2 separate regions of the Homo sapiens genome follow, and region 1 is linked to region 2. Evidence: read pairs that join two places in POLR2A ChIA-PET (ENCODE). Cell type or tissue: GM12878. All regions are shown on one strand. Each heading gives the region's core, and the rest is flanking DNA. Links, peaks and the distances in the headings are about the cores only. Region 1 overlaps DENND1A (DENN domain containing 1A). Region 2 overlaps LOC107987037 (a long non-coding RNA gene).

The links. Peaks named below come from ENCODE experiments on the same cell type or tissue, not always from the same donor. Only the 100,000 strongest peaks of a DNase experiment are listed, where the experiment ranks them.
Region 1: POLR2A ChIA-PET joins it to region 2 with 11 read pairs; 4 of 35 experiments call an interaction of 5 or more read pairs at or near these places.

The regions. Positions count from the first base shown.
Region 1 is chr9:123,628,785-123,645,000 of GRCh38, forward strand. It overlaps DENND1A (DENN domain containing 1A), which reads right to left. Exons shown (of 24, transcript NM_001352964.2): 10 at 1,592-1,692. Among named protein-coding and RNA genes, the nearest start is that of MIR7150, 150 kb to the left of the region's middle. In GM12878, for the core only: no CTCF peak of the experiment used is centred there; DNase peaks (open chromatin) are centred at 9,447 and 12,257.
Region 2 is chr9:124,071,273-124,087,488 of GRCh38, forward strand. It overlaps LOC107987037 (a long non-coding RNA gene), which reads left to right. Exons shown (of 3, transcript XR_001746580.2): 3 at 12,912-13,090. Among named protein-coding and RNA genes, the nearest start is that of LHX2, 68 kb to the left of the region's middle. RefSeq lists enhancers at 7,212-8,411, 7,418-7,712 and a silencer at 7,418-7,712. In GM12878, for the core only: no CTCF peak of the experiment used is centred there; no DNase peak of the experiment used is centred there.

The sequences.
Region 1 (16,216 bases), core at 4,952-12,951, 440 kb before region 2:
GATGAATCAAGAAGAAATTCAAAATTAGCCAGGATTCTATACTCCACATGGTAGAAAACATATTGCCCCTTAATCTCATAAGAGGTGGGAGAAAGGCACAAATAAGATAACTCACCTTGATAAGAAAGACATATAATAAAGAGAGAATCAGGCCCATTCACTTACTGCTATGCATGAGAGAGGGCCACTGATTTTCACATGATGTCCCTGAGTTATGTCCTTGTTATCTCCATGGCCTCTTGGGAAGAGGGTGAGCCCAGCACGTTCCAATTAGGAGTGACTGTGGAATGCCTTCAAGCTCCTTGGACAATCTGGCTACTTGGGTGGACCTTTCCAGTGAGATGATTGCAAAATGGAATGGAGATCCCAGCAAAAGTATGACTGACCTGGACTCAATCACTCCGAACCAGTGGTCAGTGTCCCGTGTCATCTGTCCTTAAGCAACAGGGCTATGACCCTCAAATGGCTTCCCTTCTCCTGAAGCTCTCAATATCCGGCACGCAGTTAGTGCCTTTCCCTGTCTGTGTACCATGCTCCCTTACGGACTTCTGTTGACTTGAACTGTTTGGAGACAATGTCTTTAACTGCATTACACTAGAGAAAGAAATTATTCATGAGGAAAAGGGATCCAAATCGGTCACAAAGACAGTCTGTTTTGGTAATCTATTGAAGACAGATAGTGAGGACGATGATGTGTCTGCGGAAACATTTTCTGAGCTACCATGAGCCAGCTTTTCTACATGGGGTCCTTTCATATGTTATCTTGTTTCATCTTTGTATGATTATGTATTGAACAACTTCCTTTTACAGATGAGTAAACAAAGTCTTAAAGCCAAGTGACTTGCCCAAGATGGTAGGGCTGTCGCCAAAACCTTTGTTTCTTCCTTCTACTAAAGTCTGTTTCACTGAACAGTGAAATTCTCCTCAAAGAACTTCAGACAGTTTAGCGCTGCCTGGCTTGTGCTCCCAAACCACAGTGAGCACAAGTCTTAAGGAATGTGCCAGGGCATGGCTGAAACTTGAAGACCTTGGAGATCTCAATTGTTTTTGTCCCCAGTTTACAATTTGTCTTAGGAAAAAACAAACAAACAAACACGCAACCTTTTGGTGCATTGCTTCCCCCAAACTGAGAAATGTGAAAAGTTACTACCTATTCTCTTGTACTCTTCAGAGTGTCATGACATATAAGAAAACTGGAAATGAAAGGGCCGTGCAATCAGGTGGTCTTAAATCCATGCCACTTAGAAGTTAGTATTTCTATTATTATTATTATTGAGACAGAGTCTCACTCTGTTGCCCGGGATGGAGTGCAGTGGCACAATTATAGCTCACTATAGCCTCAACCTCTCTGGCTCAAATGATCCTACCAACTCAGCCTCCTGAGTAGCTGGGACTACAGATATGTGCCACCATGACTGGCTTTTTTTTTTTTTTTTTTTTTTGTACAGATGGATTCTCACTATTTTGTCCAGGCTGGATGAAGTTAATATTTTTAATGTAGAGTCACCAACTGCATTAACAAGTGACACACCTAACACGCCCAGTCAGATCAGGGCAAAGGAGAAGCAGAGGACAGGGCCAGCCACCTTACCAGCAGTAGTCCAGCAGATGCGGCGGCAGCACGGGGATGTACACGTGCTGCCAGTACATGGGGTAGAGCATCGCCGCAGACCCGTGGATGCAGGCAGTCAGCTGGAACAGAGCAAAGCAGAGATCAATGAACAAATCCAAGGGAGGAGACACCGCCATTTGATTTCAGCAATACAATTCTATAATTCTTCAATATGTTTACATGATAAGCTGAAAAACCTGGAGAAATCATTCTAAGTTAACTCAATCACCCTAATTCAAATTTAGTAAGAGCTTTCTTTTCAAAAAATCTTTTTTTCTGATGATAAAGCTAATATACGAAATAGAAAATTTTTAAAATGGTGAAAGGGATTAAAATAAATGCCACACCATCAGAAGATTTAACATTGTAGGTTATTACACACACAAGCACATATATTCCCCTTTTAAATACAATTAGGATGACTATACAGTATTCTTCTGTGTTTCTTAAAAGTGAACATTATTTGATGCCATTTTCCTTTAAATATTCTTAGAAAAAGATATCTCTTAATGATGCTTTAAAGGCACAAATCCAGAATATTCTTTAAATATTCTTAGAAAAAATATCTTTTAATGATACTCGATGAATTTCCCATGCTATTAATATATTTAGCTACTCTACTACCATTAAGTAATATCATCATACAGGTCAATAATTTGTATCTATAGTTCCTAAATGTAGAATTCAGAGACAAAGGTTATAAACATTTGAAGGCACTTAATAAATACATATCTCATAAGTATGTTAGTATAATGAATAGATGAAGGATGGAGGCTCTTTACACCCCCGACCCCCAGCCATACACCACGATTCTGGCCTCCCTGCCCCTCACCAGCACTACTCCTTGTAGTCAAGTTAGTAGCTTTAAAATTGTACCTATTTTACTTTTATTTTTATTCTGATCAGGACTAAGGTTGAACATTTTGTCATATGTTTCTTCACTATATTTATATAATAGACAAATGGTCTATTCATATTCTTAGCCCACTTTAAAAATGAGTATTAGTAATTTTTACTGGTTTATAAGCAATCACTGATGAAATGCAAAGAATACCCAGCCTTTGTAATGTTTTGAAAATAATTTATCCTTAATTTTCTTTGAATTTCTGGGCAAAGAGAAGGTCTAAATAATTACGTAGACAAATATTTTCTTCCATGATGGTTTCTACTGCTTTTATCCCAAGAAAGTCCTCCAAATTTTCCCCTAGCATTTAACTCTTCAGTCCATCTGGAATTACTTTAGGTTTAAGGACTGAGGTGAGAATTTATTTTTTCCACATAGGTAATCAATTGCTCTGGCACTGTTTACTGACTAATCCTTCCTCTCCACAGTCTTTTGACTTGCCCCTATTTTGTATTCCTTTTTTTTCTTGAGAGCTAGAGACATCATACAATCAGTATTTGATGCAATTAAAAATTTAGGAAACAAAGATACTACAAAGGGATACAATTGCTACAAAATTCAATATAGTGAAAAGAAAGGGAAAAAAAACAACTTTTGGAGATATAGGTATGAAGTGACAAAAGCCAACAACACATATTTCTTTCTGTCTTTTTTTCTTTAATGTTTCTTTGGTTTCAGGGAAGCCTGTTCCCATGAGGACTTTGCTTCTTTTGGAAGCTGTTAACTGGCCTTTGCTGACAGAAGAACATTTACGTGGCGAAAGAGTGACGTGCCAAGGCCCAGTTAAAAGAATCCCAGAGGTTAGTGTAACATGAACAGCTTTAAATTGGATATTCTGCTGATGTTTCACAGTTGTGAGAGCTGTGTGTTAAAGCCAGGGCTGCTACTCCCCACCCCCACCTGCCCTGACTCTTTCCTCCAGACCCTGTTCTTGAGCCAGGTCCATGCCATGAACTGGAACTGATTCAGCAGGCACCCAAGAACAGTTCCCAGTGACCCCGTCAAGGCTCGCAGGTTTAACCCATCCCTTCACATTCTATTTCCATAGGTACCCATATAAAGGAGGGTGATATAGATATATATATCTCACATACAAAAATACACATATATAAAACTAATCCCTTCAGGGCTTCTTAGAGATGAAAAGTCCTTGCTGGTGTTGAGTGAGTGGAGAATGAACCAACTCTGACCTGATTCCACCCTGAAGTCAGGCTGGAGGGTTCCACTGGCCCTGGGTCTCAGCTCTTTCTGCTCATCTTTAACTAGCTGCCAGAGCGCTCCTCCTCAAGTGCAGGTTCCGGCCCATCACTTCCTACTCAGAAGTCTTTGGGGACAAGCCTGGCCCGGATGGCTCCACCAGCCCACGGTCTAGCTTTACAGCAGCCATCTGTAGCCACACTCTGTACCATCTTCTCCAAGTCTGTCCTTGGAATACATCACTTAGATAGAGTCATGTACTCCTTTTCCTCCCATCCCTTTCCACCCGTCCCCCAAACTGGCCTGGATTTGTGCCTCTAGCAAACTCCTCCCTCAGGTCTCTGTGTAAGTACTTCCTCTTCAAAGTCTTCCCTGGTTCCCTGTGCATAGGCACCTATTATAATAATAATAATATTATTATTATTATTGAGACAGGGTCTCACTCTGTCACCCAGGCTGGAGTGCAGTGGCACGATCTCGGCTCACTACAACGTCTGCCTCCCAGGTTCAAGCAATTCTCCTGCCTCAGCCTTCTGAGTAGCTGTGACTACAGGTGTGTGCCACCATGCCCGGCTAATTTTTGTATATTTTGTAGAGACGGGGTTTCGCCATGTTGGCCAGGCTGGTCTCAAACTCCTGACCTCAAGTGACCCACCCACCTCGGCCTCCCAAAGTCTTGGGATTACAGGCGTGAGCCACTGCACCCAGCCCATAGGCACCCATTATTAACTGGACCATAACTGGCTGCATGTTTGTTTCCTGACTGTAAAGTACAGGAAGATCCTGTCCTCACCTCCATGTTCTCAGTGGCCCAGAACACACAACACACACACGTGCACTAGTTAATGGGATGTGTCCTGAATAAATAAAATATGATTTTTACTTAGAATATACTCACAGTACAAAGACAGTTTAGTAACTTGGCTTTTAACAGAAGTGTATCAACATTCCCATGAGTCTCACAGAGTAAGGTACATGACTCAAAGTCTAAAACAGTTTGGGTGCGGTGGCTCACGCCTGTGATCCCAGCTCTTTGGGAGGCTGAGGTGGGCGGATCACTTGAGATCAGGAGTTCAAGACCAGCCTGGCCAACATGGCAAAACCCCATCTCTACTAAAAATACAGAAAAATAGCCAGGCATGGTGGCACATGCCTGTAGTCCCAGCTACTCGGGAGGCTGAGGCAGGAGAATTGCTTGAACCCAGGAGGCAGAGGTTGCAGTGGGCTGAGATCACACCACTACACTCCAGCCTAGGCAACAGAGCAAGACTCTGTCCCCCCAAAAAAGAAAGAAAGGAAAAAATGTCTAAAACAAAAACAGCAAGCTTAGACACACAAGCATGGCACTTTTGGAAAACCAAGTCATTCATTCATCCATTCGCCCATTCATTCAATCATATGCCTACTCTCTAACTCCACAACATATAAATAAATAAATAAAAGCACTTCAAAATCTACAAGGTCCCATACAAATGAAGGTAACATCATCACATGAATTAATTTGTGATTCTCTTTGAAAAAGTCATTTAATAGAATGAACCTGGTTAAGACAGAACTTGATTATGTGACTCTTTTTAGGTTAAACTGGTTTGGGTCAAAAGCCTATTTAAACATAAAGTAGCAGAGATCTCATCTTCAGATAATGTTCTTTTCATGTCTTTTTAACCTCAAAAGCAAACCCACCAACCTCAATGCCAAGATTTTAAAATTACTTATCCTTCACAAAAAAACAAAAAATCAAGCTTTTAAGGTGTTTGCTCATTTCATTAGTGGGTTTTCTAAGGGCCAAATTTCTGCAATCGGGGTAAAATGCATTACTCATTTGATTAAGAAAACAAACAAACAAAACGGAATTATTTGGCTCTTTTCCAAAATACTAAATGACATAAACTATGTGCATCATTACTTAAGGACAGTCAGTTGATTACAAGACTTACTATATATCTATACTCAATCAGAAATAATGCACTCTGTTCTATAAAGTATCACTTGCCACTTATTTTTAAAATAACTCTAAACTCTGTTTCTAAAAATAAAAGTCCTAAAGGCCTATGTTCATTCCTTACAGAATACAAACTTTAAAAGTAATGAAAGTATGTAATTTGGAGTGTAGTCAACAAAGGGATATTGTAAATATATAATTGAAGTGCAAGTTGAAGGAAATGATTCTATCAAAATCTCACTCAGTGAGAGAATGGAAAGATAGTATGTGTAAAATTTGCCCAAAGTCATTAGTCACAATGAATATTCATCAGAAGCCAATTATCAATCTCATTTAATGACACCCCAAAAGATTTTGCCCTGAAGCAGCTGAATAGCCTAAGACTCCAGACAAAACTAGACAAATTATACAGCCAACAGCCAGTCTAGCCAGGACACAGACTGTACAGTAAACCACTGGTGGATTTTTGGATGCACTTTAGCAAATTCTGTCCTCAATTAAAGGTGCACAAGGTCATTTATATCTCAGAGCTTTCTCTATGGCTCCATTAGTTTTCTCTGAGGCAAAGGGAGACGAGGAGAAGGCAGTGGGAGTAGGACATGAACGGAGAGTGATCAATGACGGAGTGGGAAAAATCACAAGGACACATTTTTTTTTTCAGTCATTTCTCAGAGATAAAGCCCAGATTGTCACAATCTTAGATACCAATGCCTCCGCTGAATCCTAATAGCAGCTCTGCAACTTGACGTGAAATAAAAATAAGAATGCCCCCTCCAAAGACAAAACCACAATATGTGTAGGTACCATGTTGGGGTTTAGACCCTTGCAAAGTATTGTTTTAAAGGAAAGAGTGCGTGTGTGTTGATACACATATACACTCATCACCACATTTCACAGATTAGGAAACAGTTTCAGAGGTGAAATAACTTGCCCAAGGCCACATCGACAGTAAGTGACAGAACTGGGACTCACATCCAGGTCTGTCAGAATATAATGGCCACTGTGTTTCCACAATGCATAATAAACTCAAAAAGTATTCGAGTGTATACCCTGTGCCTTCCACAGTGTGGAGGACTCTGAAATAGATGAGGTAACAATACCTGCTGACATTGTTAAATGACACAGATATGCATTTGCCTTGCTGCTAGATGTCCAAATGTCTCGGACAAAATACCAATGACAGAAAATAATCATTTTTAAAACAAACACAGATCTGATCATTTCCTGGGGATTAGTTACATTTAACTAAGGTGTTGTAGTGTCTTTAACCCACAGGAAATTCTAGACAATGAAGTAATTATTATTAGTCAAAGAGAAAGGTTTACATTCCTTTTTGAGTACATACATCTGACAGGCTGGCTTGAAAGTGTTGGAAAGTCTTGCTTTTTGTCGTGTTCCCTTTCACATACTTGCTCCGAGTCTTCTGCTAACTTTTTGACCTGGGCAAGCCACTTCCTTTCCTAGGTCTCAATTTGTCCTGTATGTAAAATAAGAGACTAGGCTACAAGATTTCTGTGTTCCTTTCCAGCTTTGACAACTCACAATTCTAGAGGAATTGCTATCCTTTGAAGTGAAGAAGGCTCCTCCTCTACCCCAGTTTACCTTCTTCACCTGTACTAAGCCGAAGCAAATCAGGGTCTGTCTTTAAGCTGGTCTTGCTTTCTCAGCTCTGCAGCTCCAGGGCCCAGCTGGAATTCATGAGCTATGTAGGAACCACCACTTTTAGGTCACCCCATCTCCATCACCTGACCAGGGCACAGCTGTCTTCCTTACTTGGCCCCTGATACTCTGAAGAACTCAGATGTAGATGACCCCAGGTGACCAGGAACACGACGGCTATGGATTTGAGCTGTTCAAGGACCAAGACCACATCTGATTCCTCTTTTTTTTTTTTTGAGATGGAGTCTCGCTCTGTCACCCAGACTGGAGTGCAGTGGTGGGACCTCGGCTCACTGCAACCTCTGCCTCCCACGTTCAAGTGATTCTCCTGCCTCAGCCTCCTGAGTAGCTGGGATTACAGGCACCTGCTACCACGCCCAATTAATGTTTGTATTTTTAGCAAAGACAGGGTTTCGCCAAATTGGCCAGGCTGGTCTCGAACTCCCGAGCTCAGGTGATCCGCCCTCCTCGGCCTCCCAAATATTCCTCTTCTTACCTCCTACTATGTTTGACACAGAGTCGGTGCTGAGTAAATGTTTGGGGAATGGAGAATGCCTCCAGATTCACACCATGAGGAAGAATAGGCAAGATTACCAGACTTTTTTTTTTTTTTTTTTTTGAGACAGAGTTTCACTCTTGTTGCCCAGGCTGGAGTGCAATGGCGCAATCTCAGCTCACCACAACCTCTGCCTGCCAGGTTCAACTCTCCTGCCTCAGCCTCCCGAGTCGCTGGGATTACAGGCATGCGCCACCATGCCCAGCTAATTTTGTATTTTTAATAGAGATGGGGTTTCTCCATGTTGGTCAGGCTGGTCTCGAACTCCTGACCTCATGTGATCCGCCCGCCTCCAAAAGTGCCTGGATTATAGGCGTGAGCCACCGCGCCCGGCCCCAGACATTTAACAAATTGCAATTGCCTAATAGATCACAACTAGAGGCTGTACAGTTTTGAAAAAGTATTAAGATTCCAAGCTCTAAAAGCTGGCAGAGGAAGACAATCAGATGGTCACAGTCATTCTTTCCATCCTAGAATTCAGAATGTTAAATAATCAAACCAACACCTGCTTCACAGGGTTAGAGGCATTTGGATTTCCCCTCTGAACATAAACGCAAAGAAATGAATAAAATGATAAATACAGAAAGGATACCAGATTACTGACTTTAAAGGGAGGTCATTCTTAAGTTTGTTCATTTTGACCAGGGATCATCTTATTTAGAGCAGCTGTAGAAAATGCTGTGTGTCTTGGGAAGTTGTTCCCTTTCTCAGTTTGAGAACTTGATTCTTTTATTTAATTATAAACCATCTTCGTAGTATCATGGTGCCATGATTCAAACACTGCTGTGGTTTTTGTTTTGATTATAATTTATTCTTAAATGACAAATCCTCTCTAAAATCATCAAAACGTTTTAAGCAAAATCTGCAGGGACTCTGTGAAGTCAACCTATTTCAACCCTTCCATGGCTGTGAGAAAAACCTTTAATTATAAAGGGTTCAGCTATGTTCAAATTGTAGTTACTGTATTTAGTGGGGGATGAATAGGCTTTCAAGAAACTATCAAAGATACTCTAGCAGAAAGGCAACTTAGAACATCTCAGAAATCAAAGAACCTTCAGCTACTCTAGACAGATGCCGGACATGTGAGTAGAAGGAAAGAGCAAACAGTGTCTTGCTTTTCTTAGCAGCTGAAATGCAGGGCTGCTTTTCAGGGGGTAATGGCAACAATCGTTCTTCCAGTAGTTTCATTTTCAGCTGGGTGGAACTCATCTTACTTTTTTCCTTCTCCATTATCTTTTGGGAAAGGGAAGGAATAAACACACACACACACACACACACGCACACACACACACACACGCGCACACACACACACACACACACCAAAAAAACCACCCAACAAGGAGTGAAGGAAAGCGTCTTCCCCCAACAGCAATATCACCTAGTCAGGAGGAAGCTTACACAGGCAATCAACCGCCTGCTTAATCACTTCTCTCCATTTTTTTTTAAAGCTATCTACTAGAGTAATTAGAGTAAGTTATTAACCGGGGCAACAAGCTTTCATGCCAAGATTTGACACTTTAAAACATCAAAGCAACTAAAACTGCCAGAGAAAAGCTTTAGCTACCAAAGCAGAAGCAGAAAACCATGGTGTGGTAAACCACACTGTAAATAAGCCCACAGCACCATGAGTGAGGAAAGAGCTTTCTTTCCTCTTTAAGATGAAAAAGAAAAAGGCAGGGTTACATGGGGGACTGATAACAATGTATTCAATACAGGGACAGCCAATGTGCCACCACTCCTCCAAGCCATATCTGTGACAGACATTACTAACTGATCACAGAGTCGGGATGTGGCCCACAATCCTTCCTCACATGCACTTTTGTTGTTGTTGTTATACAGAATCTCGTTCTGCCACCCAGGCTGGCGTTGCAGTGGTGCAATCTTGGCTCACTGCAACCTCTGCCTCCTGGGTTCAAGTGATTCTCCTGCCTCAGCCTCCCGAGTAGCTGGGTGAATGCCACCACGCCCAGCTAATTTTTGTGTTTTTAGTAGAGACGGAGTTTCACCATGTTGGCCAGGCTGGTCTCGATCTCCTGACCTCACACTTGAGGTCACCTCAGCCTCCCACAGTGCTGAGATTACAGGTGTGAGCTACCATGCCCAGCCTCACATGCACCTTTGATCAATGGATCAAAGTGGGCACTCAAGAAGAAATCGATTTGCCACCTCAAATCTAGTCTAAGTGGATATTTCTATTTCTTTGACAATATAAATCATAATTTATGTTTAGCTAATGGATCTATACTATTGCTTTAATAAAGAATCATACTTTTAAAAAGAAAGCATAACTGAACATGGAATCGTGAGTACCTATCTGTCAGGTACCCACACATGAAGAAACTAAGGAACCTTCAGGTGGTGAGTTACTAAATTTGCATGAGTAGTAAAAAAAAAAAAAAAAAAAAAAAAAAAGAAAGAAAGAAAAAAAAAGAAAAAGAAAAAGAAAAAGGACTGTTCCCTGTAGTTTTCTTTGGCAAATTTAACCTTAGAAAGTGACTGTAGGCCGCAGGTGGTAGCTCATGCCTGTAATACCAGCACTTACGGAGGCCAAGGCAGGCGGATCACTTCAGGTCAGGAGTTCGAGACCAGCCTGGCCAACAGAGTGAAACCTTTTCTCTACCAAAAAATACAAAAATTAGCTGGGTGTGGTGACAGGCGCCTGTAGTCCCAGCTACTTGGGAGGCTGAGGCACGAGTATCAGTTGAACCCGAGAGGCAGATGTTGCAGTGAGCAAAGATAACCCCACTATACTCCAGCCTGGGCAACAGAATGAGCCTCCGTATCCCCCCAACCCCCTACCAAAAAAAAAAAAAAAAAAACCTCAGAAGAAAGATTCAAGCTATAAAACAGCCACACTCACGCCTGTAATCCCCAGCACTTTGGGAGGCTGAGGTGGGCAGATCACCTGAGGTTGGGAGTTCAAGACTAGCCTGACCAACATGGAAAAACCCCGTCTCTACTAAAAATACAAAATTAGCCAGGCATGGTGCCACATGCCTGTAATCTCGGCTACTCGGGAGGCTGAGGCAGAAGAATCACTTGAACCCGGGAGGTAGAGGTTGTGGTGAGCCAAGATCTCGCCACTGCACTCTAGCCTGGGCAACAAGAACGAAACTCCATCTCAAAAAAAAAAAAAAAAAAAACAAAAACAAAAAACAGCCACCACCATGACCACTGAATTCACATTACTATCTGCCAATCACTGAGAACAGTGCTTCACATATATTTAACTCACTTAATTTTCACAACAGCCCTATAAGGTAGGTAGCATTATTGTCCCCATTTTATAGATGAGGAAACTGAGGCTCCTGGGTGTTGAGGAACCTGTATAAGGTCACAGCTATTGGCAGAACTAGGATATGAACCTAGGGAAGTTGAGCTCTGGATTCTGTGCTCTTAGCCCCCATGAAACTGCTTCTGTGCTCTGATCTATATTAATCCCACAATTACTGAGTATCCACTATGTGCACACACCATGCCCTCAAGCAATTTAAAATAGAGAGAGAAAGATCAAAATGCAAACAATCAACTTCCACACAAAAGCATTATGAAAGAGATGCTATAATAGAGGTTCAAGTGTGTTAGCATATAAAGAAAGAATCATTAATTCTGCCTGGGGCAAGAATCAGGCCTGCTTCACAGAGACAGAGACATCAGAGCCCTGAAGGTTGAAGACAGAGAAGCTGCTAGTCCTCCTCCCAGCTACAGGCCAGTCAGGGGGTAAGGGTGGGTCAAGAGAACACAGCAGCTTCTTAGGCCACTCAAGCTCTGTGAGGACTTGAATGAGAAATGACCATTTATTCAATGACTAAATGACTAGGGAGAAGTGGTCCGTACGCAAAACCTCTTGGGAGTTGCCGTGACTATTCTGTTTTGCTTGGATTCACTCCCTATCTGCTATTACGACGATCCTAATATTCAGAAGTCTCCTAGGATCTTTATCGCTCTCCTTGTTTCTGAGAGTCAAATCGGGGTTTATGGCCTGCAAGGATGAGATTCAGCCTCAGGTAACATTTACAGAGTGAATAGTGCGCCCAGTGCTGGGCTCTGTGCTTTCATATCTGGATGGTCACCGGATCTTTTTAACCACCTTGAGGTAGGTGTGAATACTATCCCCATTTTCACAGAAGAGGACAGAGGGACTCCAAGAGGTCAAGTAACTTGCCCAAGGCCATATGGCTAGAAAGTGGCACATGGTGGATTAAGTACAAGGCGGAGGCAGAAGTGGAACAAAGCCATCCTGACTTGCAGTCTGATACTCTCTCCTCCACTCCTGCTGTCTTTTTTCTTGGGAAAAGATACCTCCAGCAGGGCTGTCTGACACATCTAGCTGGTAGACTCTGAAGCTATCAAGGTAGCAGAAAAGAACAAATGTGAATGTGCTCCGTGTCTGCACTTACCGATGATTTCATGGTCTAACCTCATATCACACTACCTTGGTTCACCAAAGTGACCACACTTTCAGTCTGCAGAAACAACACAGGAAATTATGAGTCCTTGCTCCCAGTGTCATAAGCACCTAGTAGGCGCTCAAAATTTCTTTTATGACAGCCATGTCTGCCAAAGTGGGTGCAGGGCTTTTTAAGTAGATTAAGATGTCAATGACTTAAATATTATCCTTTAAAATTCTGATTCTTTAAAATTCTGATTCATAAGAGTCATATGAGAAGCTATCAGTCCTGCAATCTAAGGAAGACACAATTTATTTCATGACTTGACCGCATTACTAAAATAATAAAATTTTCTGCCATGGCAGAAATCGGATGAATTTAATGAAATGGCAAAAAAAAAAAAAAAAAAAGAAACATCACCTGTTTACACACATGCACCCCAAATTACACCGGTGGACTGCACTGGTATTCCGTAAAATTACTGAGAGCCTGAACAGATTATACTCAGCTATGGTCCTTTTCTAGACTAGCCAAGGCCCCAGTCAAAGCTCTCCCAAAGAGAATATGGAAACAAAGAGCTTTTTAAGTGCCAGTCGGTACGCATAAACATCTTCTAAATGAACTTGATCAGTCTCTATTATGTCGTCTCAACATGAAAATGAGTCTAACGATGCAAAATAACAGCCACCAAAGAATAAATATTGTTTTTGTCTTAGAGAACTGTCTATTCACTGGTTCCAAATCAGGCTGTGTATCAATCATCCGGGGAACCTCAAAAAATACACATTCCATGGTTCCATACTAGACTTTGTGAACCAGAATGTCTGGAGATGGTGCCCAAGAACCTGCATTTTAACAAGTTTTCTGGGTGGTTCTAACATAATGCTAATCCATGGATCAGAACTGGGGAATCACTGACAATCTGAATCCTGTGCCTCATCCAAAGTGCTTGATGTTTGTTGAAGCAATGGGAGAAGAGGCAGGAGAGGAAGGTAAGAGCTAGCAGAGAGACCATGGCTGGTTGAAGTCACATCAAAGTGTCACAAATGAACCTGTTGATACTCTGTATTACAGAGTCTCTATGGTATCTCAAGGTTCTTCATTCCAATTAGAGTTTAACATGAATAAGAGAAAACCAATTCACACATAATTAAATGAAGAATATAGTTCAACAAGCAATTAATTATCTATACATTTTAAAGCCAGAGAATGCCCGTATAAGTAAAACCCACCAATCTTCTCTCCTACTTTCTGTCCATGGAAGTTCCTTTATTTTTTAACAGTTTTAAATATTCTCTGGACCACAATAAAATTGTATATAACGGAGATTAGAGAGGCTGTGCTGCTTGGAAGTTTGGCTGCAAAGCCTCTATTCCATGCCACTTCATTATAATTTCTTAAGGATTTCCCTCTTCACCAAAAGGATTAGTTTTCTTCTCACTTCTTTGAATACTCTTCTCAGGTTGTTAGTGTGAACTAGGTTACTCTCTCTCCTTTTTAACATATAAAAGATAAACACAATGTTCGATTTATTTTATTTTTTAAATAGAACACTAAATTTAGTCTTAGAATTCTCTGTTTGGTAAGTTTCCAGTTACAAGGTCTTGGCTTCCCTTGAGCACAGTTTGAAACAAAATAATGCAGTTTGTTCCTACGGCTGGAACATGCAGAGTGGAGTGTGCAGGCAAAGAGGCCTTGGCTCTGCTCCAGGATTTCAAAGCTCCTTCAACTGCCACTCTCATCTCTGCTTCAAGGGCGGCAGATAAGCAAACAGGATTAGTGTTTTCTAGTCCAGAAGAGCTAGGAAAGCTTTGCACACATCATTCAGGTGCTCAGCTCATCACACAGGCTGGCGTCAACATGACAAGGTGGCGTTCGTCAGGAAAGTAGCAAAAACGAAGCCAAATCTGAAAAGCTGCCCAGTCCACAAACTGGCCCTTTCTTAGGGCTCAAGACCAGATGGTACTCAGACAATGGATGCTGTCGGTGGGAGTGGTGGAACAGGACTGGGGCAAGGCTGGAAAAGTCTCCATGTTCCACTCGAATACTGAAACATCTCCTAAGGACCAGACTGTGTGCTGGTGGGGAGATGGAAGTATCACCCACCACTCCTCAGGCCACAGGGTACCCGGTCCTGCCCAGCTCCCACATGCCTGGGGACTAATTTTTGTTGACGCAGTTAGGAAGAAACTGACAGAGAGAGGGTGCCAGTTTATTTTTTTTGTCTTCCTTCAATGAGATACCATCAGAAAAGTAATAATGGTTTTCGGTTATGGGTGTAGAGGCTAATTAGGTCGTGGTCTTGCCACCATACAATATTTCCTTCTGAAAAGCATCCGCTGGGTAAAACAAATAGATGTTTCTCAGGAAAGTAAATATGCCTTTGTCATTATTTAACTGGATATTCTTAGTTGTCCAAATTTCTTTCAGTATCCCTAAATTATAAAGGGGGTGATTAGGACCAAGATACACTGCTCGAAGGAACTGCAACATATGAACCCTGGAAGGTTCTTTATTCTTTATTATATAGGACAAAGATACATAGCTGCAATATATGAACCCTGAAACCACAGTGAGTTACAGAAGATACGCCCCAGGGCTCCACCAAGGCCGCACTCATGGTAGGAATAGGGTGCAGGAGCTGCTGGGAGACAGCCAAGTCTAAGAAGGCATGGGCAGACGGAATGGAATCTGAAGTGTTTAAGGAAATGGAGCTGTGGCTAACAGACTGGGTGTGTCAATGGGAATTCACAGATCTGCCTCCTGTTTCCTGGTGCCTAGAGTAGTGTCAGGCGCACAGACAGGGCTTGCCGAATCTGAAGTAAAAAGCTTAGGTGTGCGTTCAAAGGTGACGACGACCAGGCAGAGGTTCTTTATATTATTTTAGATCCATGGCCAACAGGGTCATGCTAAGAATATTTCTCTAAGTACAAGTGTCACAGGGAATTCATGACAATGAAGAGTTACCAAGAAGGAAGTATGAGGCAGCAAGGATGCTGGCCTGGTTTTAATTCCATCTCTGCTGCTCATCTTAGACAAGGCACATCAACTTTCGGGGGTGCTAACATTCCCATCTGCAAAGGGAGAAGAAAACCCACAAGCTCCTAGGGTTGCTGCAAGAACGAATGAAAAAAATGATCACATACATGATTAGCATAGTGCCTGTCATATAGGAAATGGATGGCTCAAAAGGTTAACTTAAAAGAACTTTAAAAGGGTGGGGGAGAACGGCGGGGCTCCCATATAAAGTACTGAGGACGAATCTACTTAAGGATATTCTTACACATTTATTCTGTGAATGCTCTTTAGTGGTCTTGGAGCTTTACAAGCTACAAAAAAAAAAAAAAAAAAAAAAAACCTCTAAGTACTATACAATCAGGTCTTATTTTTCACCCAAACCAACAGCACCTAGCTCCACTAGTTACCTTATCCACCAGATTTGGCTCAGGGTATCTTTTTGGCTCTTTACAAGAATTTTCAAATTCCTTTAGTGGGGTGGCTATTCCTAACAACATGCCTCTGGCTCCTGTGACAGTTCCCGCACAAGGGACTGGAAAATGGTGTTAAGTAATGGCACCCAATAGACATAACCTGGTTCCCAGGCATGCACTTCGAAGGGGCTACGATTAGTTTGTGTGTAATCCCTTGATGTTTCTCCCTTTCCAGAAGCCAAAGCCTCCTTCCCCTGACACTGCATCATAACGACCTATATTCATGGCCACCTCTCCTATTGACTAGGACATGACCTTGGGCAAGTTATTCCGCCTTTCCAAATGGACTGGCTGTTCTGTAAAATGGGAATAATATCTATCTTCTAGGAATGCTGATGGAATTGTATTATCTCTATTAAGATCTTTGACCTACTTGCTCTCCATAGAGTTCCAAAAAGCAGTATGAATTAAGCTCAGATATGAAAATATGGAAGAAAAATGGGGCCTTTGTGCTACAGGGAATC
Region 2 (16,216 bases), core at 2,764-10,763:
CCCAGGCTGGAGTGCAATGGTGCAGCCTCGGTTCACTGCAACCTCTGCCTCCTGGGTTCAAGTGATTCTCCTGTCTCAGCCTCCTGAGTAGCGGGGATTACTGGTGCCTACCACCATGCCCGGCTAATTTTTGTATTTTTAGTAGAGACAGGGTTTCACTATGTTTAACAGGCTGGTCTTGAACTCCTGACCTCAAGTGATCCGCCCACCTCGGCCTCCCAAAGTGTTGGGATTACAAGCATGAGCCACCGCACCCAGGCCCCATTGTAGTTTTGATTTGAATTTCCCTAATAAATCCTACTTATTCTTCAAAGCCCAGTCCAGACGTTACCTCCTTCATATAGTTCTCCCATATCTTCCTGCCCTCATATGATTCCTCTAAGAGTGTGATATATATGTGTGATCATTCTCCTTCTTCCTCTCTTTCTCCTTCTTCCTCCCCTCTTCCTCCTCTTCCTCCCTTTCCTCCCCCTCCTTCTCCTTCTTCCTCCCTTCTCCTTGTTCTTTTTCTTCCTCCCTTTCTCCTCCTCCTCTTCTTTCTCCTCCGCCTTACTCCTCTCCTTTGCTTCTACTGTCTATGGTTTGCATCTCTTTGAAGGTCCTCATGATTTGCATTTTCTCTTGGAGTCATTCTTGACTATGTCTCTCTCCCCCACCAGACTGTCAGCTCTTAGAGGACAGGGATCTTAACTGAGTCACCTCTGGGTCTCCAGAATCCAACAGTGTCTTGCACAGACTGGGTTCCAAGACTATTTTGAGTAATTGAATAAATGAATGGACTGGATACATGCCTGGATGGGTGGTAGGAGAGGGAAGCATGAATGAGTGGGTGGATGGAAGGGTAGATGAATAAGAAGGATGGAAGATAGAAGTGTGAATGGTAAGAGGCTGTCTGGTTCCTCTCTGCCAAATTCTTGCGCCAAAAATGCTCTCCTGTCACTTCCAGACACTGAGAGACTTCATGATTCTGCTTGTGGGAGCTCCAAAAACAGACCCTATGAGGAACTCTCCTGCTTCCTGTTGAACCTTCAAACCGTGCTTTTTTTTTCTCTTCTGATTCACATCCCTTCTCAATGTTGCCAAGTGAGGAGGGAAAGAACACCTGAAAGCCAGCTGTCACTCGTCTTGCCAAGCTGCTCACCCTGCTAAGAGCTTCAGCCATCACCAGGGAGGAGTGTCCTTTCCTTTACATCCACGATTCAACTGTGGCCGAGCTTAGGGGGCTTCCAGGGTCCAGAGGGGTGCTTTTTCCTAGATGGGGTGAAGACACTCGTTAGGTAATAGGTGGCTCCCTCCCTACAGCTTCTCCCTTTCTGCCCTTATTCCTCTCATTCCCTTCATCTTCCTCTGTCTCCTGCTCCTAGCCATCTCCTCTTCCTTTTTTCACTCTTCTTCACTATTTGACTTGGTGAAAAGATTCAAGACTTCGGATTTAGAAAGACTTGAACTTTAAGCCAGCCATGTCTTTGATCAAGTCACTGCACCTCTCTGAGTCCCAGTTTCCCTGTCTGTAAAATGGAGTTAACAGTTCCCAACCATCAGGGTTGTCATGTGAATCAAATGACATCATGTGTTCAAAGCGCCTGGTAGCTATTGCTTTTATCAACACCGTTGTCACCAGCTTTCCTTACAATTTGCAAAATCTTGCAATGTCTGCAAAGAAGAAAAAAAAAAGCTGCACTTCCTATCATGATGCATGCCTTCTATGCATCTACTGTGTTCCTTCTGCCCTTTTCCGGGAGCCCCTCTTCTCTTCTTCATCTTTTTTTTTTAATTGAACCTTTAACCTTATACACATATCTGTTAAATAAAATGCCAGGCATAGGTCCATGTTAGTCTCATCTAAAAAAAAAATGAGTCTTTCAGCTTCCAAATGCTTCATGTCACTTCACTCAACCAACATGGGTTGCCATTGTGAGAACATCATGATCCGTTCTTCTTTCTCAATGGGGTGCAGAAAGAGGGGTCAGCCCAAGTGTAATGTCACGAGGGCCAGGCTTGTGTTGGTCTCTTGTCTCTGCAGCTTCAGTGCCCAAGACAGGGCCTGGCACAGAGGGACTCCTACAAGGATTTGTTGAATGTGAAAAGTGTGGCCATGGGGCTTCAGCACATGCGGTGGGCACCCTGCTTCTCTCTTTAGGCTAACCCCGAGATCACCTGTAGACATTTCCCTGCAAGCAGCGCTTCCTGTATCTCCCCACCTGTGGGAGCTCTCTGGGGATGCTGGCCCACCTTTGAGGAGTTGGGAGTGCTGGAGGGTTATTTCCCCTGAACAGTCCTCAAAAATGAAGGATGAGGCCAGAGGCAGTGGCTCATGCTTGTAATTCCAGCACTTTGGGAGGCCAAGGCAGTAGGATCACTTGAGGCCAGAAATTCAAGACCAGCCTGGGCAACATAGAGAGACCCTCATCTCTACAATAAATAAGTAAGTAAATAAATAAATAAATAAATATTCTGGGTGTGGTGACCTGTGCCTGTAGTCCCAGCTACTTGGGAGGCTGAGGTGGGAGGATTGCTTGAGCCCAGGAGGTTGAGGCTGCAGTGAGCAGTGATCGTGCCGCTGCACTTGCTGGGCAACAAAGTGAGACCCTGTCTCAAAAAGAACAGGAACTGGTGAATAAATACCCCAGCTGCCTTGCTCGTCAGCTGGACACTTTCGAGGCATGTTCTATGCAGTCTCTTGCAGATCCTCAGTGGTCTTAAGCCCTAGTTATCCACAGTGGTCACCCTGAATCACCATATCCTTTGTCAACTTTGTTCCTTTCCCGGTCTCACTTCTCTTTCTCACCATGCTTCCTGGCACCATCTCCCAAATAAATCATTTGAACCCAAATCACTCTCTTGAGGAGTCCAAACTAAGACAAATGACATGAACGTTATGTTTTTTAGCACATGAATCACTCAATGTAGGAAAGTTTATTTGTTTGAGTGGTTAAGAATCAACCCATGGTTCTAGGAGAAAAAGTAGTTATGATGGTTTTTTTTTTTTTTTTTTTTTTTGAGATGGAGTTTCGCTCTTGTCGCCCAGGCTGGAGTGCAATGGCACGATCTCGGCTCACCGCAACCTCAGGCTCCCAGGTTCAAGCAATTCTCTTGCCTCAGCCTCCCGAGTAGCTGGGATTACAGGCATGCACCACCACACCCGGCTAATTTTTTGTATTTTTAGTACAGACAGGGTTTCTCCATGTTGAGGCTGGTCTCGAACTCCTGACCTCAGGTGATCTGCCCACCTCAGACTCCCAAAGTGCTGGGATTACAGGCGTGAGCCACCGTGCCTGGCAGTTATGATGTTTTAACCTGACATTTGTAATCTCTCCACACTCTCTAAACGCACTAGAATTTCCCTGTATATAAGATTTCTAAACCGACCTGACTCCAATTATTAAGCACAACCTGACTCCAATTACTAAACACGTTTCAAATAAATAACACAGGGTGACTTGAAGCAAAGTGTTTTCAACAAGTGATTGCATGAAGACCTGTGCAGATGGTACATCCATTGGGTCACCACAGAATGTCCTGGAGAAGGCAAATTCTATAGTCAGATCAGCCTGGCTCGAATCCCAGTTTTGCTCCTCCCAGTGGGGCCTTGGGTAAAGACATTACACCTCTCTGAGCCTCAGTATCCCTGTCTATTCAGAAAGAATGTAAATAATTTCAACCTCTCCAGGCTGTTGTGATAATCAGAGCAGATAATGGAAGTGAAAGCCTTTTGAAAGCTGCAAAGCAGGATTCCTGCAATTGTTGCAATGATTCTTGAAAGTCAAACCAAAAAGCAGAGAGCAGTGGGGAAGAACATGGGCTTTGGAATCAGGGTTTGCCATCCACTGGTTGGGTGGCTGATGAGAAGTCACTTTGCCTCCCTGAACCTCAGCTTCTCGGTTTATAAAATGGAGATAATTACCCTATTCAGTGGATCTCAAACATTTGGTCTCTGAACCCCTTTATACTTATAAAATTTATTATAGGTCAAAGAGTTTTTATTCATGTTGTATATATTTATTGATATTTACCATATTAACAATTAAAACTAAAAACTTTAAAATATGTATTTATTGACTGGGTGTGGTGACTCACCCCTGTAATCTCAACAATTTAGGAGGCCGAGGTGGGTGGATCACTAGAGGTCAGCAGTTCGAGACCAGACTGGCCAACATGGTGAAACCCCATCTCTACTAAAAATACAAAAATTAGCCAGGTGTGGTGGCGCCTGTAGTCCCAGCTACTCAGGAGGCTGAGGCAGTAGAATTGCTTGAACCGGGGAAGTGGAGTTGCAGTGAGCCAAGATTTCACCACCGCACTCCAGCCTGGGTGACAGAGCAAGACTCTGTCTCAAAAAAAAGAAAAAAAAGTATTTATTCATTGAAAAAGAACAATCCATTACCTGCTAACATAAAAAGCCCAATTCTTATGAAAAACAACATTTTCCAAAACAATAGTTTAGTGAGAAGCGTGGCATTGTTTTACATTTTTGCAAATCTCTCTAATGTTTTGCTTAATAGAAGAAAACTCGATTCTTGTATTTGCTGTGGTGTTCAGTCTGTCGTGATGTGTTGTTTGGATTGAAGTATATGGAAAAAAATCTGGTCTCATGCAAACATGTAGTTGGAAAAGGGAGGAGTATTTTCCTAGCTTTTTAAGACAAATTATGGATATTATGCTTTGATAGTACACCAAAACTTGACAAGTAGTAGCCTTTTCAACGTTAGTTGCAATGTAGACTTTGAATCCTATCAATAAACTTTTCATGATGTTCCATGAAATCCACCTTGCATTCTGAATGAATCTTTTACTTATGCATGATTTTGTAACACCATGAATTGTCATTTGGAAAATACTGGTTTACTGAATTATGCAGATTTTCCAAATATTGACACATCCCAATAGACAATATTTAAAAAATCACACTTGACAATATCTCATCAGTCTTTAAGTATAAAGAAGCTATTAAACTCAGTTTTCTCTTGAAACTTCAAATTTTATTGTTGGCAATGAATACTAATAGTTGATTTCCTTAAAGTGACAGGCTCACTTCTTTGACTTTTGAGAAAATGTCTGCCAAACACCCAAGTCTGATTAACCCAAATTTATCTCTTAATCATGCTTTCAAGTACAAGTGTTGTTGTAGGAAAGAAGTGGGTGGTTCAGCTGTAATTCACATAATCATACAAGTGCTTTTTATTGAGACAACCATTGTATTGAAATTTGCAACAGAAGGGCTTTATATGCTACTTCCCATTTTTTCACACAGTGTAGTAAAAAGAAGTGTCTAGGGTTTAATAATAGTCATAATATTTATCGATTCATCAGGGCATTTTTTAAAAACCACAGTGTTAAAAGTGTGTGGTGGTGAAGGATGCAATGATTGTTAGTGCAGTTTGGTGCCACTGCCTGGATCTGTGTAACTACCATTGTTTGTGCACCAGCAGTGTACATGTCAGACTTCGAAAAAAGCAAATAATTTTTTTCTTTTTCTTCTTTTTTTTCTTTTTCTTTTTTTTTTTTGAGATGGAGTCCTGCCCTGTCACCAGGCTGGAGTGCAATGGCATGAACTTGGCTCACTGCAAGCTCCACCTCCCCAGTTCAAGTGATTCTCCTGCTTCAGCTTCCCGAGCAGCTGGAATTACAGGCATGCACCATCATGCCTGGCTAATTTTTGTATTTTTAGTAAAGACAAGGTTTCACCATGTTGGCCAGGCTGGTCTCGAACTCCTGACCTCAGGTGATCCACCCATCTCAGCCTCCCAAAGTGCTAGGATTACAGGTGTGAGCCAACGTGCCCAGCCTTGCCTATGCTATGCTTTCAATACATCAAAAGTAAAATAAATACGATGTATGTTTTTAATAAGTTAAACATAAGCATCTGAATTTTACATATCCACAAAGCTGGTTTCTATCAGAGTGATTATCAAATAGCAGGAATATGCTAAAGAAGTCAGACAGAATGACAGAGAGTAACGGAACCACAGGGAATCCATTATGCATATTTTGGGCCATTCAAAGCTTTTTTTTTTTTTTTTTTTTGAGACAGAGTCTCCCTCTGTTGCCCCGGCTGGAGTGCAATGGGGTGATCACAGCTCACTGCAACCTCTGCCTGCTGGGTTCAAGTGATTCTCCTCCCTCAGCCTCCCAAGCAGCTGGGATTACAGTGCTCACCACCACACCCGATGAATTTTTGTATTTTTAGTACAGACAGGGTTTCACCATGTTGGCCAGGCTGGTCTCGAACCCATGACCTCAAGTGATCTGCCCACCTCAGCCTCCCAAAGCACTGGGGTTACAGGCGTGAGCCACCGCACCCAGCCTCAAAGCTTTTGTAAACATTAGGAAAGTGCTTCTTGTCTGAGTTTACTTCCAATTCTGCTTTATTGTTAAATCTCATTGTTAACAATATTTCCCAACTCCTTCCTTCCCTCCTCCTTCCTTTTTTGCCAACATCTCTAAGAAAGTTGGATGGCATACAAGTCCTTCATGTGTCATTATGAACATGTTTAATCAGGTTGCTTTTCCAACATCCAAGACAATTGGTCTCAATTAGAGTAAAAGAATTTCTCTGGAGGTTAAGGGAGAAATAAGTTATTTTGAAGCCTTGGGCCCCCGAGAGAGAGAGAGAGCCTGGTGGGTGATTTATGCATCAGAGAGGCAGCAGGACTGGGTGTGATAGTGGGAAGGTGAGGTGGCCCAGAAAGGATGGAGGTAAGATCTTGAAGACAAACTTGGCTGAATTTTATGAATTACTAGAGGTTGGCTTCTAATTAGGCCTGGAACTCAATGCCATGCTGGTGTCATTCTTTCCTTTTGCTTCTCTGGGGACAGCCTGGCCTTCTGGGCCAGGGCCCATTAGTGAGTCACCGTGCAGGGCATTCATTCACTAAACATTCCTTCAGAACCTGTTCTGTTTCAGGTTCTGAGTTGGATGCTGGGAAAACAGACATTGCTCAGCCTCTGTTCCTGCCACTAGTGAGCTCTTGAACTTGTAAAGAGAATCATATCATTAATTTTAACTTACTAGATCAAGGGATGTCCAAGAGAGCCTGTGAGCCCCAGATTAGTGACTCTGTTTCTGAGAGGGACTGATATCAGAGTGGGGTCTTGAAGGATGAATAGGAGTTTGACAGGCAGAGAAATGTCCTTCTAGGCAAAAGCACATGCAAAAGTATATGGAGGTATGAAAGAATATAGCTTACTCAGGGAGAATGAGACATTACAGGATCAGCGGTTAATGGAACAAGATGGGGGACGAGCAAGAAAAGGTATAAAGAGGCAGAATGATGAACAGCCTTAAATGACACTGTTTGGAGTTTGGACAGGGTAGAGAGATCAGCTAGAGAGCAGGGGTCAAACTTGGGCCTAGGTTTGCTGAACTCTCAAGGCGCCAACTTGAAAGAGTGAGAAGTCCCCTTCTCTGACCAGAAGCAACTTACATACTTCCTGGTGGAGTAGAAACCAATTCCAGCATGGGGGAAGCCCCCAGAGCAGCTGTATAGGGCAGGCACATGGTGCTCCTGGATCTGAAAGGAAGGGAAAAGGATGGAACAATTCAGTGCACTTCTAAGTTATCCAAAACAATGTGAGTCATTTAACAAATATTTGTTTCGCTCCTACTGTATGCAAGACAGAGGTTGTCAGTGTGTTCAAGCCAAAGATCAAATACCCATGCCTCAAACCTGGGCTCAGATCCCAGCTCTGCCACTGATTTTCTGCATGGACGTGGGCAAATTGCTTCTCCTTTCTGGGCCGAAGTTTCTCCATTGGTACAATATGGGTGTTAGATTTGAAGATTTTGATCATGATGTCCTGCTCTCATATTCTGCAATTCTGACTTGCTCTGTGATCTTGGGCCAGCCCCTGCCCCTGTCTTGGCCTCAGTTTCCTCATCTGTAAAATGGAAGGTAGGAAGAGATTTAGCTTGAGATACATGGAGCCTGTATCTTGGTCACCCGAGCCTTCCCTACACCCAGCCCAGGGTCCTGAGCTACTCTCCCCACCCCCAGCACACTCTAGCTTCCTCTACATTTCTCATCAAGATGCAACATACTTTAAATAGCATCTGCATGACTGGCTGGTTTTTTCCTTCCCGGAGAAGCTCTCTACAAAGTGTGCCAAGTGGCAGCTGTCAGGGCCGAGGTGGCATTTCCCTCAGTGATGCTGACAGCAGCTGTCCCGGCGCAGGCTGAATGGAATGGAAATGACATCATGTTTATTCAGGAAAGATGTTCCCAGACCCAGATCAGTGTCAGCAAGATGCTGGGATGCTTGAGGAGGGAAAACAGGACCAAGACCAGGCACTGGGTCTCCTCTTCTGGAACACACACTGCGCCATACGCCACCCATCTCACACACATTCCACGCACACATGCTCACACACCCACACCACTCACACAGACGGGCCTCCATATATACCACACCCTCTCGCACACGCACGAAAACACAGATGAACACGTGCCACATGCTATACAGGCTCCCCCCTCCCCCGCACACAATCGCACCACAGGTACATATCAATACACACCACCATGACAGCGCACACATACACCACATGCTCACAGATACACAGACACCTAGAGAGACATAGACAGACAGCTGCATGTCACATATGCATTCAGGTAGGGGTGCAGCTATTGGGGTGGAGGACAAGCTTCGGGACCCCATGCATAGAATCGGATCTTTCTTCTTTCTCCCTGGGTCTGTTTCTTCTCTGAAATGGGTGTTGTGTCATCCAGCCCTAGGCTGTTCCAAAGACTAAACAGTAGAGGCAATATCTTGCTCTCAGAAGACAGTAGGTTTTTAAAAATTTTATTTTTTAATTTTTATTGAGACAGGGTCTTGCTCTGTCTCCCAGGATGGAGTGCAGTGCCACAATCTTGGCTCACTGCAACCTCTGCCTCCGGGCTCAAGCAATCCTCCCACCTCAGCCTCCCAAGTAACTGGGACTACACGTGTGCACCACCAAGTTCGGCTAATTTTCAGATTTTTTTTTTTGGTGGGGTAGAGACAGGGGTCTCACTATATTGCCCAGGCTGGTCTCAAACTCCTAGGCTCAAGCAATTCTCCCACCTTGGCCTCTCGAAGTGCTGGGATTACAGGCATGAGCCACCTTGCCCAGCCAACCCCAGGTCTTGAAGTTAGGTAGGCCTTACCTGGTTGATCCTGCCAGTAGCAAAAACAAAGGAAAAGGAAAAGAAGTTAGGCAGACTTTGAATTGAATCCAGATTCCATAAATCCTAGCTATGACGCTGGGCGTGTTATTTATCACTCTGAGCCTCTGTTTCCACATCATTAAAATGGGATGTTTTGGATACCTATTGCTGCATAACAACCAGCCCCCAAATTTATGCTTTAAAAAAACAGCTATTTTCTATTTCTCATTATACTATGGGTTGGCCAGGTAATAATCCTGCTCCAAGTAGTGTAAGCTGAGGTCCTGGGAGGCGTGGGCTATCCAAAATCGCCTCCCTTACAGAGCTGACAGTTGATGCACCTGGAATCTTTACCTGAGCTATAGGCCAGGGACCTCTGTTTTCTTCCACATGGACCTCTCCACATGGCTGCCTGAGCTTCCTCACAGCATGGTGGCGGGATTCCAAGGAGGGGCATTTCAAGAAGTGAAGGTGGAAGCTGCAGATCTCTTAAGATTTAGCATGGGAATCACAAAATGTCACTTCCAGTGCATTCTATTAGTCAGAGTAAGCCCCAGGGTCAGGCACGTAGTGAAGGCCTAGATTATGGCAGTCATTATTCATAGTCATTATTACTGCAGAGCCAGCGCTGTAATGGAGTCTGGACCAGGGACATCCTGAATTCCCAGTGCTGGGGGTTTACAGTCACTGAGACACTAAAGAATGGATAAGATATGAGGCCAGGTGCGGTGGCTCACGCCTGTAATGCCAGCACTTTGGGAGGCCAAGGTCAGGAGTTTGAGACCAGCCTGGGCAACATGGTGAAACCCCGTCTCTACTAAAAGTGCAAAAATTAGCCTGGTGTGGTGGCATAGGCCTGTAATACCAGCTACTTGGAAGGCTGAGGCAGGAGATTCACTTGAACCCAGGAGGCAGAGGTTGCAGTGAGCTGAGATTGCACCACTGCACTCCAGCCTGGGTGACAGAGCGATACTCCGTCTAAAAAAAAAAAAAGGACAAGGTCTCTGGACTTCTAAAGAGCTCCACCCCAACCAAACAAGCTCCTCCCAGATGGGTTTGGCTCTCCCTACTCTGCCTACCCCCTACCCCACCCTAACTGCTGCACTTAGATTTGCCTGCAGATTCATCCAAAAAGCCAATATGACTTTCCTGTTGTTAAAAAAAGAAGTAATGGCTACCATTTACAGAGCACCTACCATGGGCCAGGCATTTTTCATTTTTTGTATTCTTGGAACCCAACAATGATTCGATGAGTTAGTCTTATTCCCACTTGACAGAGGAGAAATCTGAAGAGAGAGACATCGACCTGCCTAAGGTCACAGTCAGCTGTAGCAGAACACCTGCTTCAGGCTCTCCATCCTGGCACAGGCAGCTCTTAGCCTCCCTGGTTCAACACTCATTCCAAGATGAGTCAACCAGCCCACTTACTGGCGAAGGAGGATGGCAAGAGGCATAGTGTTGGGATTGGGGTTTGCTGGTGGGAACATGGGAGCATCCTTCTTTATCCTTCTTTGGCAAGCAGCTGAGGATGGTATAAAAACACAGAATCTGGGCCAGGCATGGTGGCTCACACCTGTAATCCCAGCACTTTGGGAGGTTGAGGCAGGCAGATCACTTGAGGTCAGGAATTCGAGACCAGCCTGGCCAATATGGTGAAATCTTGTCTCTACTAAAAAAAAAAAAAAAAAAAAACGAAAATTAACCAGGCGTGGTGGTGTGCATATGTAATCCCAGCTACTCGGGAGGCTGAGGCATGAGAATCGCTTGAACCTGGGAGGTGGAGGTTGTGGTGAGCTGAGACTGTACCACTGCACTCCTGTCTGGGCGACACAGCAAGGCTATCTCAAACAACAACAACACTCAGGATCCGGAATCAAAGGGTCCTGGGTTTGAATTCCAGCATTGCTGCCTCTTTAGGAAAGTGACCATTATCTCTTTGAGCCTCAGTGTCCTCGTCTGAAAAATGGGGTTAAGTGGAGCACTTACTTCATGGGCTTGTTCTAAGGATTCCACAAGATCACGTAGGTAAGCACAGAGTTGAGCATGTGGTGGTATGGATTGCATACATGAAACAAGACTAGGAAAACATTGATAGCAGTTGAAGCTGGCATAGGTACATGGTGCGGTCATTAGACCATCCTGTCTACTTTTGTGGGTGTTTAAAGTGTTCTATAATAAAAAATATATATTGGCCTAGCGCAGTGGCTCACACCTGTAATCCCAGAACTTTGGGAGGCTGGGGTGGGAGGAGCCCTTGAGGCCAGGAGTCTGAGACCAGTCTGGGCAACATAAAGAAACCCCGTCTCTACAAAACACAAAAATAAAAAATTAGCCAAGCATGGTGGTGCATGCCTCTGGTCCTAATTGGGAGGCTGAGGTGAGAGGATTGCTTGAGCCCAGGAGGTCAAGGCTGCAGTGAGCTGTGATTGCACCACTGCACTCCAGGCTGGATGACAGACGAGATCCTGTCTCAAAAGCAAACACAATTTGGTAAGGGTTTATCCCAGTGCCTGCCATGAATGTTAACTGTTATTCCAAGAGGAGCCTGGCTGGGTGCAGTGGCTCATGCCTATAATTCCATCACTTTGGGAGGCTGAGGCAAGCAGATCACTTGAGGTCAGGAGTTTGAGACCAGCCTGGCCAGCATGGTGAAACCCCGTCTCTACTAAAAATACAAAAATTAGCCAGGCATGGTGGCTCACATCTGTAATGTAATCCCAGCTATTCGGGAGGCTGAGGCAGGAGAACCACTTGAACCTGGGAGATGGAGGTTGCAGTGATCTGAGACCATGCCACTCCAGCCTGCGTGACAGAGCAAGACTCCATCTCAACAACAACAAAAAAAAAGTGGAGCCTGTTCTTGGGAGGTAGGGGTGGGTGAGGGTGGGAGGAGCTTTCCCAGGAGAGGACCACATCCTGCCCCAGCGTGGGGGAAGGTGGGCGCAGCCACCATAAAGCAAGGATTACTGCCACTCTAAGTCAGGTATGGCCACCCAAAGGATAGGGGTAACTGTTAAAATGACTCACTGACTTGTCCTCTTGGTCCTGTCTCCTCCTGTGCACCCACCTCCCTACTCCTGATAAGGACTCTCTTGTCCCCACCCCTACTTCAGCTGGCCCTGGTTCTCCCCTCTCCATCCATCCCATCACTGAACCACGACCAAGATATTCTAGTTTCATGACCTCTTTTTATTCCCAACTAGCTTTCCTCTTTCTTTTCTTTTAAAAACCAGTTTTATTGAGATAGAATTCACATACTGGCCATTGTATACCTTCTTTGAAGAAATGTCTATCCGGATCCTTTGTCCAGTTTTTTTCTTTTTTCTTTTTTGAGACAGGGTCTCACTCTGTTGTCCAGGCTGGAGTGCAGTGGCTCCATCTCGGCTCACTGCAGCCTCGACCTCCCAGGCTCAAGTGATCCTCTCACCTCAGCCTCCTGAGTAGCTGGGACTATACGTTCGTGCCACCCTGCCTGACTAATTTTTATGTTTTTTGTAGAGGTGGGGTTTTTCTGTGTTTCCCAGGCTGGTCTTTGACTCCTGGGCTCAAGCAGTCTGCCAGCATTGGTCTCCCAAACTGCTGGGATTACAGGCGAGAGCCACTGCACCTGGCCCTTTGCCCAGTTTTTCATTGAGTTATTTGTGTTTTTACTATTGAGTTGTAGAGATTTTTATATATTTTGGATACAAATTTCTTATGAAATATACGATTTACAAATATTTTCTCTCGTTTATAGGTTCAGGCCCTTTTAAATTGAAGTTTGTCTTCCAGATTCCACCCTGACCTCAGCCCTGCTAAATCCTGGCAACTTACCTGGGAGATGCTACTTCCCGACTGTGTGTCCTTGAACAAGTCATTCGATCTCTCTCATCTTCCGTTTTCTCATCTGCAAAGAGTCGGCAATGACTCATTGGGTCATTGTGAGATGTGGCCGTGGTAAGGAATTCAAAGCCATCTTTTAAATGTAGTTCCCAGCAGCCATTAGAATTTAGAACCTACTTTAAATCTATTTAAATTCTGTAAAGGCAGTACCATTTTGCTTTGTGTAAATTGCATGATTTTAAGTTACCTTATACAAAACTACTTTATTTTCATGTAAACTCATTACTATTTAAAATCTGTGAAATGAGGTGCCCACCAGTCACTGCTATTGGAATCCAGGCATTCAGCACTCCCAGGTCAAGATAGACCAGCAGGCCCAGCCTTTGTCTCCCATTGCTCCTGATGCACCACCAAAATAAAAGTGGAGAAGTTAAAAAAGGAATAATTCCCCAGGAACAAATGTGGGGGATGGTGGTTTCACCATCTTTCTCTTGAAACAAGAGATTTCAGCAAATGTGTGAAAGGTAGAAAACAGATGGGAGTGGGCTGCTGATGGAATGGGCCCAGCCTAGAATTCACTCCAGGAGGGTCACAGGGGAGGTGGGAGTAGAGGCCCATGGGGAGATTCTGCCCTAGAACTGCCAGCTTTGGTGGAATGCAGAAGAGAAGGAGGGGCTGAGGACAGGGCATTACCTGCAGGTCTGTACATGGGGTTAGGACTGTCTCTCTAGCCCCATCCATTACCGTGTGTTGAAAGCATCCTGCAGCTTTTACCCCAGGGCTAAAAAGCAGAAAGCTCTTCTCTAAAGAGACTGAGCAAGTTGCCTGGGAAAGCTAAGACTCCTGGTATGCATTTTCATGACTCAAAATGAAGGTCTCCTCTTTCTGGCATTTGGGGGACCTGATATACAGCTGGCTTTTGGCATACTTACCTTAAATGAAGCCTGTCAGTTGCACTGCTCATCCCACCCGACACAGACCACACAGTCAAAATCTTCAGTTGGTGAGAGGCCTAGCAGAAAACTAACCCTGCTTACAAAACAGAAGAAACCCACACCAGATGCCCAGTTCTGTTGTAAATATGAACAGACACTCAAGGAGCTGCAGGTATATGAAGGGAATCCACATCATGAAAGAGAAAGATCAAGCTCAGCAGAAAAATTGACCTGGGAGGAAATAGAACTAATTCAGAGAGCAGAAGATTATATTAGAAAATGTTATGGCCATAAAACAAAGACAGGTTTTCATGAAAAGTGATCAGAAGACAAGAGATAATTCTGAAGGATTAAAACTATGATTGTGGGGAAAAAAAGCTGGAAAGCCTGAAACAAAGTTGAAGATGTCTTCCAGAATATCGGTCACAATGTCAAAGATGAGCTCTACATGGACCATCTTGAGCCCTAGAAAGAGTAAGCAGAAAATGGAGAGGAGGAAATAGTCAAAGAACCAGCAAGAGAATCCCCCAGAGCTGAAAGACAGTCTTTACATAGAAAGGACCCACCAGGTACCCAGCACAATGGATGAGAATACATCTTCACCTGGACACATCTTCATGAAATATCAGGGTAAAGAGGAAATTCTAAAAATGTTCAAAGAGAAAAGAAATCAACCAACGAAGGAATTGAGTCAGACTAGCTCTAGCTATCCCAGCAACACTGTGTTCTAAAAGATGGAGAATGAATACTTGTAACATTCTTAAGGAAAATGATTTTCAACTTAGATTCTTTACCCGTCACCATCAGTCAAAGGTGAGGGAGAGAATATTTTCAAACATGCAATGATATAGAAAATTTACTTTTCATGACCCCCTTTTAATGGCTTATCTGAAGTTGTATTCTAGCAAAATAAAGCAATAAACCAAGAAAGAGGAAGACACAGGATTCAGAAATACTGGGTCCAACCCAAGACCACAATGAGGGAAAGTCCCAGGATGACAGTGAGATTGCAGGGTTAGAAAACAGCCTGTCCAGGAGGGAGTAAGAGAATGGATGGGTCAGAAAGGGAAGTGTCCAAGGAAATGGGAGACATGATTAAGTAGTAGAGTCACAGAAAATTTGAAACATTTGAAGACACAATAAAGTGTAAGAAAGAAAAGATGGCCAGGCACAGTGGCTCACACCTGTAATCCCAGCATTTTGGAAGGCTGAAGTAGGCAGATCACTTGAGGTCAGGTGTTCGAGACCAGGCAACATGGTGAAATCCCATCTCTACTAAAAAATATCAAAATTAGCCAGGTGTGGTGGTGCACACCTGTAATCCCAGCTACTTGGGAGGCTAAGGCAGAACTGCTTGAACCTGGGAGGCAGAGGTTGTGGTGAGCCGAGATCACACCACTGCACTCCAGCCTGGGTGACAGAGCAAGCGAGACTCAGTCTCCAAAATAAAACAGCGTAAGAAGGAAAAGAAAGGCAATTGGAAACTCCAGGAAAAACGAAAGTGTATAAGAAAGTCCAAATACATGGTCCAAATACAAAGCAAACTAAAGTGTGGCAATGTTTTGAGTGTTTGATAAAGCATAAGAAAAGAGGTTCAATTTGACCACAATGCTAGGAAGAGTTTCTTTTCAGTCACTCAGGGGTCCTGACATTTGATTTTAAGAGAAGGAATAGAATCCTAAGGTATTACTTGACTCAGCAATGGTAATATTTAAACAGTCATAATAGCATAAACTTTTGGAGTCAAACTATGGACAAAGCATAGAGGTGTTGGTTGTGGCTGATGATCAGAACATAAGTACTAGTGACCTGCACAATGCAAAAATAAATGCAGTTGACAGGAAGACCAAAGGGTAGGGGTGCAAAAATCCTCACTTTCAAAATGAGGAGTCAAGTTTTTTTTTTTTTTTTTTGAGATGGAGTTTTGCTCTTGTTGCCCAGGCTGGAATGCAATGGTGTGACCTCAGCTCACTGCAACTTCTGCCTCCCAGGTTTCAGGAGTTGTGAACAAGAAACAATGGTTTAAGTAAATCATTTACATATCACTTAAAATTTCGAAAGTAACAAATAGAAGGTTTAAAAATAATTTTTTACTCAGGAGGCTGAGGTGGGAGGACTGCTTGAGCCCGGGAGGTCGAGGCTGTGGTGAACCAAGATCATGCCACCTGCACTCCACCCTGGGCAACAGAGTGAGATCCTGCCTCAAAAAATGAATGAATGAATGAATAAATAAATAAATAAATAAATAAATAAATAAATAAAAATAACTTTTAAATTTCAAACATTGGGAGGAAAACAAGAAAGGTAGACTGGCTATAT